2 separate regions of the Homo sapiens genome follow, and region 1 is linked to region 2. The links are chromatin loops, found by intact Hi-C in ENCODE. Cell type or tissue: PC-3. All regions are shown on one strand. Each heading gives the region's core, and the rest is flanking DNA. Links, peaks and the distances in the headings are about the cores only.

The links. A loop is a pair of places that touch in the nucleus more often than their neighbours do. Peaks named below come from ENCODE experiments on the same cell type or tissue, not always from the same donor. Only the 100,000 strongest peaks of a DNase experiment are listed, where the experiment ranks them.
Region 1: a loop joins it to region 2, with 4 times the contacts of the local background. A loop is called at or near these places in 2 of 110 quality-filtered maps.

Annotation. Positions count from the first base shown.
Region 1 is chr10:52,053,517-52,059,609 of GRCh38, reverse strand. It overlaps PRKG1 (protein kinase cGMP-dependent 1), which reads right to left. Exons shown (of 18, transcript NM_006258.4): 6 at 5,049-5,126. Among named protein-coding and RNA genes, the nearest start is that of PRKG1-AS1, 260 kb to the left of the region's middle. In PC-3, for the core only: no CTCF peak of the experiment used is centred there; a DNase peak (open chromatin) is centred at 3,109.
Region 2 is chr10:52,212,816-52,218,908 of GRCh38, reverse strand. All of the region lies in intron 9 of PRKG1 (protein kinase cGMP-dependent 1), which reads right to left. All of the region lies in intron 1 of LOC124902425 (a long non-coding RNA gene), which reads left to right. Among named protein-coding and RNA genes, the nearest start is that of PRKG1-AS1, 98 kb to the left of the region's middle. RefSeq lists a silencer at 5,146-5,440 and an enhancer at 5,068-5,569. In PC-3, for the core only: CTCF peaks have their summits at 2,771, 2,976 (motif pointing right) and 5,260; DNase peaks (open chromatin) are centred at 1,868, 2,958 and 5,228; H3K4me3 peaks cover 387 bases; H3K27ac peaks cover 2,002 bases.

The DNA of each region.
Region 1 (6,093 bases), core at 658-5,657, 160 kb after region 2:
AGTCTGTTCTGCATCAAACTAATTTTATCTTTTTGAGAATGCCATATAAATGAAATAATACAATATTTAACCTTTTCAGACCTTTTTTTCTTACTCAGCATTAGACCTTTAAGATTCATCCAAGTTGTTGCAAGATTCAATAGTTTATGTTTTTTATTGCTGACTAATATTTTCATTGAATGAATATGACACAATTTGTTTATTTCTAGTTTTGGCAATTATGAATAGAGATGCTACAAACACTGATGCAGAGTTTTTTGTGTGAGCTATATTTTCATTTCTCTAGAATAAATATCACAAAGAGTAATTGCTGTGTCATACGGTAAATGTTTATTTAACTTTATTAGAAACTGCAAATTGTTTTCCAGAATGGCTTTACCATTTTGCATTCCCAGGAGCAGTGATTGAGAATACCAGTTGCTCTGCATCCTCACTAGCACTTGATATTGTTAATTTTTGTTTTTAGAGTTAGCCATTCTATTAAGTATGCAGTAGTATCTCAGGATTTCAATATGCACTTTTCTAATGACTAATCATTTTGAACACCTCTTCATGTGCATATTTGCCATTTGTGTATCTTGCATGCTGATGTGTTCAAGTCTTTCATTCTGTTTTTTAAAGTGGGTACTTTGGTGTTTTTTGTTGATTTTTAGGTGTTTTTTTAAATAGGATCAATAAAGGATAGGATCAATACAAACCCCTTACAAGACGTGTACTTTTCAAATAATTTTCCCTGTTAGTAATTTGTCTTTCCATTCTCTGAACAGTGTTTTTCCAGAATAAAAGTTTCTAAATTTGATAAAGCCCACTTTATCATTTTTCTTTATGGATTGTGCTGGTGGTGTCATGCCTAGGAACTCTTCCTATCTAATCGCAAGTCATACATTTCTCTTGAAAGTTTTATAGCTTTATGTTTTACTTTTAAATCTATTACCAATTTTCATTTAATTTTTATGTAAGGTATAAAGTCTAGGTCAAGGTTCCCCTGTTTTGGTCCATGGATTACCAATGGTTCCATCACCATTTGTTGAAAAGACTTTCCTTTTGCTGTCAGTTACTTTCATTTACTGATTGCTCTGTTTCTCACCTTAAGTACGTTAACTGTAGGCATGTTGTAGATACCACTTATCAGGGCAAGAACATTCTCTTATATTCTCAGTTTGCTGAGAAGTTTTATTATGAATGGATGTTATACTTGTCACACCCTTTCACTGCATCATTTGGCATGATAATGTGATTTTTTTCTTTAGACTGTTAATATGGTACAATATGTTGAATGATATGGCTTTTTCAATATTCATTTATAGTAAAATATCCAGTTCTATAATGTCCAAGACAGCCACTACTAGCAGCTATTGCAATGTGGCTACTACTACTGAGAAATTAACATTAAAGTTAAGTCAGATAATTTTACTTTAGATAGCAAGTGTGACCAATAGCTATTATATTGGGTTGTGTAGAGATATAGAACAGTTCCATTAATAAAGAAAAATGAACTGAATAATGCCGATTTTGCTAAACTCTTATTAAATTTTAATAATATATATGTCTATATAAAATCCTAAAAGAAACTAAAAACATATCATGTATAAATAATTACTGTTTCTTTATTTCCAAATATTATTTATTTTTCTTAACTTACTATAGTATTTGGGATGTCTAGTACCACATTAAACAAAATTGGTAATAATGTATATCTTTATCTTGTTCTTGATATTAAAAAAAATGTTTCTCAGAGGTTTCACCATAATGTATACATAAACATATGTATACATATGCAAATAAAATTTCCATAACGGAACACTTTTTATATTAAAAAACACTGAACATTGTGTTAAGGCAACATATTTAATTGGCATGTTTAAATACTTGTTAACTTTATGAAGCAAAGCCATGTGATTTTAAATGCCATTTGATAGACAAGAATTTTTGAATCACATTTTTTTCCAATGGTAGGATACGAGGTATGTTGAATGGAATCAGAAAAATCAAAATCTATTTGAGCTACTATTAGAACTCTGCAACTTTGCTTACCCATCCTGTTCCCTGTTCAATTTTGGTTTGATTTATTTATAAAGAGATAGTTCATTTTATGATGTGACACAACTGCAGGGACATATGCAGGAATCTTCGGTGCTTTATAGTTCACTGTTGGAGAAGCAACTCACGTTTCCAGGCAACTGGAACGGAGTGATTGAAGTGTAGAGAACTAACTGAGCTTCTACTTAAGGCAGCACCAGTATTTTAGCCATCATCACTGCAAGCATTCTGCCTCAGGTTTTAGAAAAATCAGATAGCACAGGCTTAATGGGGGAAAAACAAGTACGGCAAAGCTTATTTTATAATGCTTCTCTCTTTGTGTGAATGTGCTTAATGGAAGAATAAAAATTGTTTTACACTTAAATAAGTGGAACTGAACAAGGGGAATTTCATTTGTAGCTTGGCAGCCCCTATTGTGTCTCTCTATCTCACAGCATTTTCTAAGAAAAAGCCAGTTTGGTGGTAGCAAGAAACAGATCTTGCCCAAGGTTATCCTTTATACATTTTTTAAATGCATGGGAAAACAAGTTGACATCTGTACACCTAAAACAAAACATATGACATATAATTGTAGAAAATTCCAGTTCCACAACTTATTTGCCTGCTCAACTGAGCCTACTCTCTTATTATTCACCTCTCTTTCCTGCTCTTTGCCATTGGGACTTAAGTATGCTGACCTCACCTTCTGCTTCTTAAGACTTAATATATTCTAATTATTGTATATGGTGACATATTCTTAATGATTTTAATATGTTAGAATTAGAACTAATATAATTAATATTGTTAATATATTAGTATTAGAATGAATAAAATTAATACAATTATTATGTAATTTACATAACTAAGAATCATAGCAGCTAACTTGTGTGACCTAAAAAAGTAAGTTAGTAGAAATTTATGTCTGGTTTAAAGTAAAAGATCTTGAATGTGTCAAGAGAGTCTAATATATTAGTACTACTTCCCTCCCAGAATCCCCAGAGTGCTCTGAAATATTGCCAAGGGAATTGGTTCCTGTGGTGTAATTTCCACACTTTTTCTACTTATACTTACTATGAAACTCGTAAAAAGGCATGACTAATGCACCTGTCTTCAGCTGAAACTGGTTACAAAGCATTACTTTTAGGCAGTAAAATTTGCACTAACAGGGTGGTAACAAAAGACTGTCAGAAATCCATCTCAAAGGATAAACACATCATTGCATCATAGCGAAGAATTAGCCATGTAGTAAAGAAAAAACAAATCTAGAATGTCAGGACAAATTCCCTATGCAACTTTTCAAATAATTTACATCCATGGCGATTTTCAATTTTCCCTGATTCTTTAGTCAATCTAAACAATAAGACAATAAATGATAAGCTCTAACAATCTATCTTATAAACTACAAAATATTAAAATTTTCTTATCTTCTAACATTGGAAAATATAAGATATAATTTTAACTGTAACCGTGGTCAGACATGTCATTTCATGATATCTTTTAAGAAGTCAGCCTTGAGTTCTACTTCTATCCCAGGCATTCAGAGATCAGTCAAAAGAATAGGAATAATAAAAATATAAATATTGTTTTCTTCATTTTTGTGTGACATGCCACTGGTGTAAATACTGACATATGCATACACTTGATCCAAAAGTAGTCCAAGGAGAATTACCTAAATTGTGATTCAACAATACTTATAATCTTCCACTGCATTCTATTCACTGTAGCTCTGTAAATCTCTCTATATATGAGCTATAAGTTATAGTCAATCATTTTGTTAAATTAGAGGAAATAAATATGCTTCATTTATAAAGTGATAATTATAAAAACGGAAACTGGCCTATCAATTCCTTTCTATTCGCATTTCCTTCTCCATCTCCTTCTATACTTAGTACATGCAGAGATATGAATTCCTTGTAATGATATATAATAAAGAAACATAAGTTTAAATCATAGGTTATCATATAATGACACAAACACAAACATGATTATAGCTTTACTGTGGAAATAAATTTAAGGTATTTTAGTAATACAATAGTATAGCATTAATCTAAAAGAAATTCTATTTTCCAATTCACTCAATTTCTTAGTTTTAAGATATAAATAAATTCATATTGTTGAAAAATTAAAAGTTTTAGAAATAAAGTATGATTTTTCATTCATAACCCTTGTCTACCCCATTTTTACCCCTTCCTTTATAATTTATCACCTTTAGTAGTTTTTACTATCAATATTTCTTTATGAAAATAACTTAAAACATTAATGTATATCTATCCTTATCATCCTCAGAGTATTCAGCAACTTGCCTAAGGGCATTAAAATGACTAAATTTCGTAACAGGATTAAAATTTAGGCCATCTGATTTCAAAGCCCAGATGTTTCATTATAGCAATGTTACTGCTTCTAATGACTTGATGAATTTTGTAAGTGACCTAAGTATTTACTTTCTCTTTTTTTGGAGGCAAAGTCTTGCTCTGTTACCCAGGCTGAAGTGCAATGGCACCATCTTGGCTCACTGCAACCTCTGCCTCCTGGGCTCAAGCAATCCTCCTGTCTCAGCCTCCGAAGTAGCTGGGATGACAGGCATGCACCACCATGCCCAGCTAATTTTTTCTATTTTTTGTATAGATGAGGTTTTGGCATGTTGCCTAAGCTGGTCTTGAACTCCTGAGCTCGAGTGATCCACCTGCCTCGGCCTCCCAAAGTGCTGAGGTTACAGGCATGAGCCATCACATCCAGCCGGTATTTTTTTATTATATTATTTTAATTATGGAGATCTTTCTATTCACACAAATATATCAGTGTCATCTAATATTATGATTATTAGCAAGTAGGCTACTTACTGGTCTTCCAAGTTACATCTTTTTTTCCCTCCTGCATCATTTTTTGTAAGATCCATTCTCTAATACCTCTCTGTGTCAAAAAATGGAACAAACTCATATAGCACAAGACTCTGCATGTGTTCCTACTGGAGTTACTAACCAACCCCAGGCTCCCCTAGTGCATCACTGTCTTGTGCCACCAAAGCTTACCGTTCCTTTGCTGATGATAAAGAAGGTGTCCCCTCTTGCACCTTGCCTGATAATATATTCTCCATTTTCATAGTGGGTCTGAAAAGTAGAAACAATAAGAAAAAAAATTAAGCAAGCAGTAAGTTACCAAACAGCTCAGCCTCTTCAAATATCAACCCCCAGGGATATATTCATCCTAATGGAATTTTATCCAAGCCTGGAACCATCATGATTTAATAATGAATATTAGTCAATGTATGCAATAATGACAAAGATATCATCTCTATAATGCTCATTTTCTTTTTTTATTATTATTACACTTTAAGTTTTAGGGTACATGTGCACAATGTGCAGGTTAGTTACATATGTATGCATGTGCCATGCTGGTGTGCTATAATGCTCATTTTCAAGACTGCTTTTAATGTCATTTTTCTAGGTGATTACATCATACCTTTAAATTCATTCATTTCGATTGTTTGATGAAAATATTCTTTTCTCCCATCAACTGAGCATAAAACAAAATAGCAGAGCTCCTAATAATATAGAACTACTCATTCTATATTATTTTATTTGTCATTCTCATTGAGTTTTATATTCTCATAATTAGAGCCTTTTTCTCCTAAGAAATTGTTGCAGCATGTAAAAATCTTCCTTTGAAACCAGGTTGATTTTTATTGTGGGTTAGACGACCCTAGTTACTTTTTAAGGCACCACTTCATGCTTTAGTGTTCTTGCTTCAGCAGTTTAGATTTGGCCCTGTGAAATGGAATATCTTAATTTTATGGACTGAATTCTGGTCCAGCATCTGTGAGCTTATAAACTATCAAATGAGGAGTGAGGTAAGGCCGCAAAAGGATTATCACAGTCAGTATATCAGTATTCTGACACGGACACCACAACTAGGTCTGTTTCCAGGGTGAAGATTACTTCTGCAATGAACAAAAGTAATTTCAATAAGGAGAGGTCGGAGAAAGTATACTGCTGGGTCAAGCGGTCTAACAGAAAAATGAGAACTGTGCCATCTGGCCCTATCCTTCTCTGCAGCATAGCAGAGAAGCTATATTTT
Region 2 (6,093 bases), core at 331-5,330:
GTTTCAGAAAAATTATTAACATTATATTATGGTTAAACAGTTTAGTTTAAAATATTAATTAATGAAGATAAGACTCATAAACACTAATTTCATTTCATGGGAGGCCCTGAAAACATTAATGGCTCTTTTGCTCATCAAACACTTTGAAGGTATCAAAAGGGAAATTTACCTTGAAAAAGTATCCTAATCCCTATAAATTTTTAATTTAAGAATCCAGAATAAACACTGATTTTTGCAACACAATTTTCTAAAGTAATGAGTGTAGAATTTATATAATTTTTAAAAGTCTAAATTGTTTAGAAGTTAAGACTTCTATTCAGGTTGGAGAATACTGCCTTGGCTGTTGTGAACCAAAATTTTGTATTGCGACTATTCATACAGTTGGGTAAGTTTATGTTGAATCAAAAAGAAATTGGGTCATACTTGATAAGGTTTTAAAATATCTTTTTTAACCAGAAGCCTAAAAACATTTAATAATTTCTGCTTGTCCCTTCTGTTGTCATCTAATTGCTTTTTATGAGAATTTCTTGGATTCTGTCTCTCTATATGGCCTTGTGCTTGCTACCTCAATGCCAGGCAAAAGAGCAGCCCCTTTGATGGATGTCAGCTGTTAAGACGCCTTAGTTCATTCTGTTTTTACCCACTCCCCCAAAACCAAAAAAAAAACTGTAACCTATTTTTCTTTTTTTTTTTTTTTTGAGATGGAGTCTCGCTTTGTCACCCAGGCTAGCGTGCAGTGGGTGATCTAGGCTCACTGTAACCTCTGCCTCCCAGGTTCAGGTGATTTTCCTGCCTCAGCCTCCTGAGTAGCTGGGATTACAGACGTGTGCCACCACGCCCAGCTAATTTTTGTATTTTTAGTAGAGACAGGGTTTCACCATGTTGGTCAGGCTGGTCTTGAACTCCTGACCTTGTGAACCACCTGCCTCGGCCTCCCAAAGTGCTGAGATTACAGGTGTGAGCCACGGCTCCCAGCTGTAAGCTATTTTTCTAAACCATTAATTTCCTAAGAGAAGCCATTGGAATGAGAGATAAAATAGGAGTTTCATTTATTATGCAAATTATAAGTAGAGAGTAACGGAGGAAGGAAAAGAAAGGCTAGCCACAGTGTCATTATTAAAATATCCTTTGTGATGATGTCTATACTACCAACAGGGCTGAGGTCTGATTTATCTCCCAGCTAGTACATTTGCATCAGTTGCCCAAGCCACCAATGAAACTTGTTTCCATTGTCTCCTATCCAGTAGGAGACAGCACATTTGTCAACCCATTGTATATTGTTTAATCCTTGCTATTTGAGTAACTGTAAACCTGGGTTAATGCTTGCTTGTAGTTTCTATTATTCCATATTGAATAATTAAATCTAAATCTCTCTATGTACCATTTGAAGACAGGGTGAAAATATTGTTTGACGGTAGGGTGTACTAAAATTAGAGTGATGTGGTTTGCTTTAGTTCCTAGACTATGAGATTCATTTGACACTAATCTAAAAAAGAGAGAACTCTACTTATACATATATAAGTGTGTGTGTGTGTATATGTGTATATATATATATAGATAGATAGATATATAAATGTGTACGTGTGTGTGTATATGTATATTTACCCCGCACATCTCTCAGGATAACTCTAGCCTCTCCCAGGATATGTACTTATTCCTCCCCAATTAAAAATAAACACAACAAAAGGAAGTAGGATAAACTTACTCCTTAGTAGGCTTACAACTAAGAGGTGGAAGGAGGCAAGGTCAGAAGAGCCTTGGGTGCTATTTTGGAAGAAAGGGAAACAGGGCCTACTTAACCACCCTTCCATGACCTGTGGTTTGAGAAACACAGCTCTGAACAGTTCCCACACAACAGCTGTTTTTCCGCATCACCATCAGACAGGAAGTGGAATGGCACATAGAATGCAATTTATAGGATCTGTTCTCTCAGAAAGTGAAACAGGATCTCCAGGCTATTAAATTCACGGTGGTGCAGGAGCTGAACTCACTTATTAAACAGAATTGTCTGCCTAGTAAAAGAAAGCTTCCATTTGTGAAAAACTAAAAAGTTTTCAGAAGTATTATGCAAATAGTTAAGCAGTCACTGGGTTTAAACAAAACTTATTTTTAAAATTTAGAGACATTTTGATCCATTTAATTCTCAGAAAAAGATAACAAACTGATCTTAAAAAACCGCACCAAAACCTATGACTGTATAAAAACCAAAGGCTCTATTCCCTCTAGGACCATGCAAGAAATGGCATCAGAAATTCCAGCCACATTTAAAATAGGAATCAAAATCTATCTACAATGCTCTGCAGACCTGGCTGTATTAACTGCATCTAATTCTGGGGCTAAGCTAATACTAAAAGGTAAAGATGAGAAAATAGGTAATGTCCATTTTAATAAACAGGTATTTTTCTATTTTGGATGTTCCATCTAACTCTGACTATTCAATTAAAGTCTTATTGTCAAAACTCTTTGCTCTGCCAGTGTGATTTGATTTTGAGTCTCTTGCAAAATCCATGTGCAATTATTTCCCTGGCATTCCGGTAGCTATCTGCTGGTTTCCCAAAAGATCCCCAGCCCAGGAGCCTGTTGACTGAAGTGATACCTCTCCCAGAGTGAGAAGCTTAGTGTCACTTGTGTTCCATGCATAATTTTTTTGATTGAAATGAAAATTTAAGCTTCCATGCTGTGCTTGGCAATCCTTGTTTAAGAAGTGTCTAAGAAGAGTATATTCAAGAATGATCAAAAGAACCATCTGTAGTCCAAACCAATAGCTCCTTTGCATTCTTGGAAGCAGTCTGAAGAATCTCCCAAGTCTGCTAGCTCTCTTCTTACTTCAGTAAATTTATGAGAAAGTAATAGCCTCAGGGTCTCTGGGTGTACAGTTTGCTTGTTTCCTTTGCCATTGTCTCCTTAGCCACTTTATGTTTCTTGAACAATTCTATGAGGATGAGTATATTCTCCAGATGGCCACTGGAGGGCACAAAAGTACAATGTTTGCCTTCAAGTTAGGCCTTTGTGGTTTTGTTCTTCATGTGAAACATAATCTATGCTTAAGATATTCAATTAGATATGACATTTTCACTTTTAGAGCACAACTAGTAAATATCTACCTTATCATCTACCTCTTGTCAGTTATATTCTGAATGAGATCAAAACCAAAAGTTATGTTTCTAACATTACTATTATAAAAATGTATATTAATATATTTTCATTCCTTTCACCTTTCATATTTTAAAGTTATCCATCCAAATTCATGATTTGAAATTTTCACAAGGAAATTGTTTCACTTTGAAACATGTATGAATGTATGAATACCACCAAAGTGTATTCAGACATCTTCCCATGGGGAAAAGAGAAAATATTGAGGTGATATTGAAAAGTACACTGACCTGAGATGCACAAAAGAAAATACTTTTATTTTCTTGTTGCTTTAACTATCTAAATGCCTGTATATCTCGCTTTATAGCATAGAATGCTTATAGCAAGTCAGCTTCAAAATATACTTTTTTTTTTTTTTTTTGAGATGGAGTTTTGCTCTTGTCGCCCAGGCTGGAGTGCAATGGCCTGATCTTGACTCACTGCAACCTCCACCTTCCAGGTTCAAGAAATTCACCTGCCTCAGCCTCCCAAGTAGCTGGGATTACAGGTGCCCACCACCATGCCCGGCTAATTTTTGTATTTTAGTAGAGATGGGGTTTCACCACATTGGCCAGGCTGGTCTCAAACTCCTGACCTCAGGTGATCTGCCTGCCTCCACCTCCCAAAGTGTAGGGATTACAGGCATGAGCCACCATGCCTGGCCCAAAATAGACTTTGTATTTAGAATAATACATCTCTCCAAAATGGCATCTTCATGCTGGCATTTTTTTTTTTTTTTGAAAAAACTTTTATCATTATTTTAACATAAAAAATCATGTGAATTATTGCAGAAACTCTTAAAATGCATATTAAAGTTACATAATAAATAACCGTGACAATATTCAAAATGACCCACAAATTATAAAACCGGCCTACTGCTTTCATAGCAGAAACTGTTCCCTCAGTGAAAGGCCTCCTGATTGGTTACCTGCTCCATATCTTCTTCCTATTGTCTCTAGATTTAACTTTCCAAAGCACATAGTCATGTTAGCTGGGCTTTCCTCATTACATTTGTATCAAGTTGGAATTCCTTTGGGGGGCATTAATGGAACTTCGCTGTGTAATCTTTATCTGGCCTCTTTCTTCACAGCCACTCCTTTCAAACTTCATGCTCTAGTCTCATAGGGCTATTAAAGAATCCTTAAATGGTTTGTTTGTGAAGCCATAGCTACTATTTCTTTAGAAAATAAAAATAATTTCCAAGAGTAATTGTACTTACTGCATGCTAGCTACTACACAAAGTGCTATACATACATACTCTCAATCTCGCTCCAAAGTCTGAGATGTGTTTATCTATGACCTCCATCTTATAGGTAAGGAAATTGAATGTTAGTGCGGTGATGATTCCTTAGATGTCACTGTATGTGTGATATCAAAGTTTGTGCATCTAAATGACACCAGCATACTGTTCTCTGTTTGCATATTTTCATGCTGCTGTGGATTTTGGGCTAAATGAGAACAGTGAGAGATGTGCACCCAAGTTATATCCTGGTGGGTAATCTGAAATCTTATTACTTTCTTTTCTTCCAAGCAGAACCCTTACTTCCTCTATGCTACTGTTGCACTTTTGGGTGTCAGCAAGTTGGATACTTATGTATTCACACTCCTTTGTAGAGTAGGGGATCCTAGAGTTTGGGGAGGGTGTATATTCATCTCAGTGTCTTAATAACCCAGGAGAATGGCTGACATATTGGATGGGATCTGTAAATGAGGACTCTCCCATTTGCCAGACTGTGAAAAAAGTAGGCTTATTCCACATCGTAAATGCTCATCAAATTTTGAAACATATACATTTTATTTTCTAAAAAGGTATTTCTTGTAGATGTATTAAATGTATGTTTGGTTTTCCTTTTAAGATTTCTAGGCAGTGTTATTTGTAAATATCAAGGATGTGTTACGTTAGTATTATTTATAAGTTATTTATAATGGAGGCACTTAACATTTACATTTACATAGAGGTAGAATACAAAGTGAATTTCAAAAGACAGCTACCTAAAGGATTTGTCTCTGCTCTGTGGTTGGTGTGTTCTTTCACAGTAGCCACTGCCTCTCTTCCAGTCTCTCCCACTGCTGAGTCAGAGTCCTGCTCCATCTCTGTAGTGACTATCCCATTCCTGGAAGCCGGATGGCTCTACTAAGCTACTTAGTTGAACCCAGCTTCCTGCTCCCAATCCCCACAAGTCCAGTGAGATAAATGGCTCTTTTTTCCCTAATGAGCAACAAAGCACATCCTATGTCCCTGTCTGAACTGGTTCCAGCTAGGATTTCATGAATGCATTGCTGCTATGTTAAAATGGACTCTTCCTTATGTTGGTCACCAAGACTTTTTCCTTGAGCTTCACTAAAAAGAAGCTAAGATTTGCATTGAGTCTGCATGTTAGGACATAGTGTCATAAATAAGGTATGACGTTTCCATGACGAGTCTTAAATAAACCCATAACAAATTTTTTACCAAACAGATTCAGGTGAGATGTTTCCTGATTTTCTTCACATTTGAACACATTTGTTGCCAACTCAGTTTGTAAAGCTATCAAAAGTCAACTGAACTTCTTTTTTTCATTTTTTCCTGTTTTGTAAGAGTTTTATTTTTATTTTTATTTTTTTTATTATACTTTTAAGTTTTAAGGCCAGGACTAAACTTCTATTTCTTTGTGTCATAACATAGTGACTGACTTATATTCAGAGCCGAATTAATATATAACTACTTGAAAGTTTATTTGCTTTAAGTGCAAAAGTCAATTTCTTAGTGTGTAAACATTCATGTACGCAGTGGTTATCAGGACCACTGATATAAAGCACTTTGAGAGTTGCTGAACTTTCCCATGTATATCTAACTTGTTATGACAAAATCACTCTATGTTGAAATTCCTGTTCAATTTTCTTTTAGTGTTTTCACTGAAGGTAAATTTGACTTTTTAATAGGAAAAAGCTACAATCCCTTTGCGAAAAACAATATCTAAC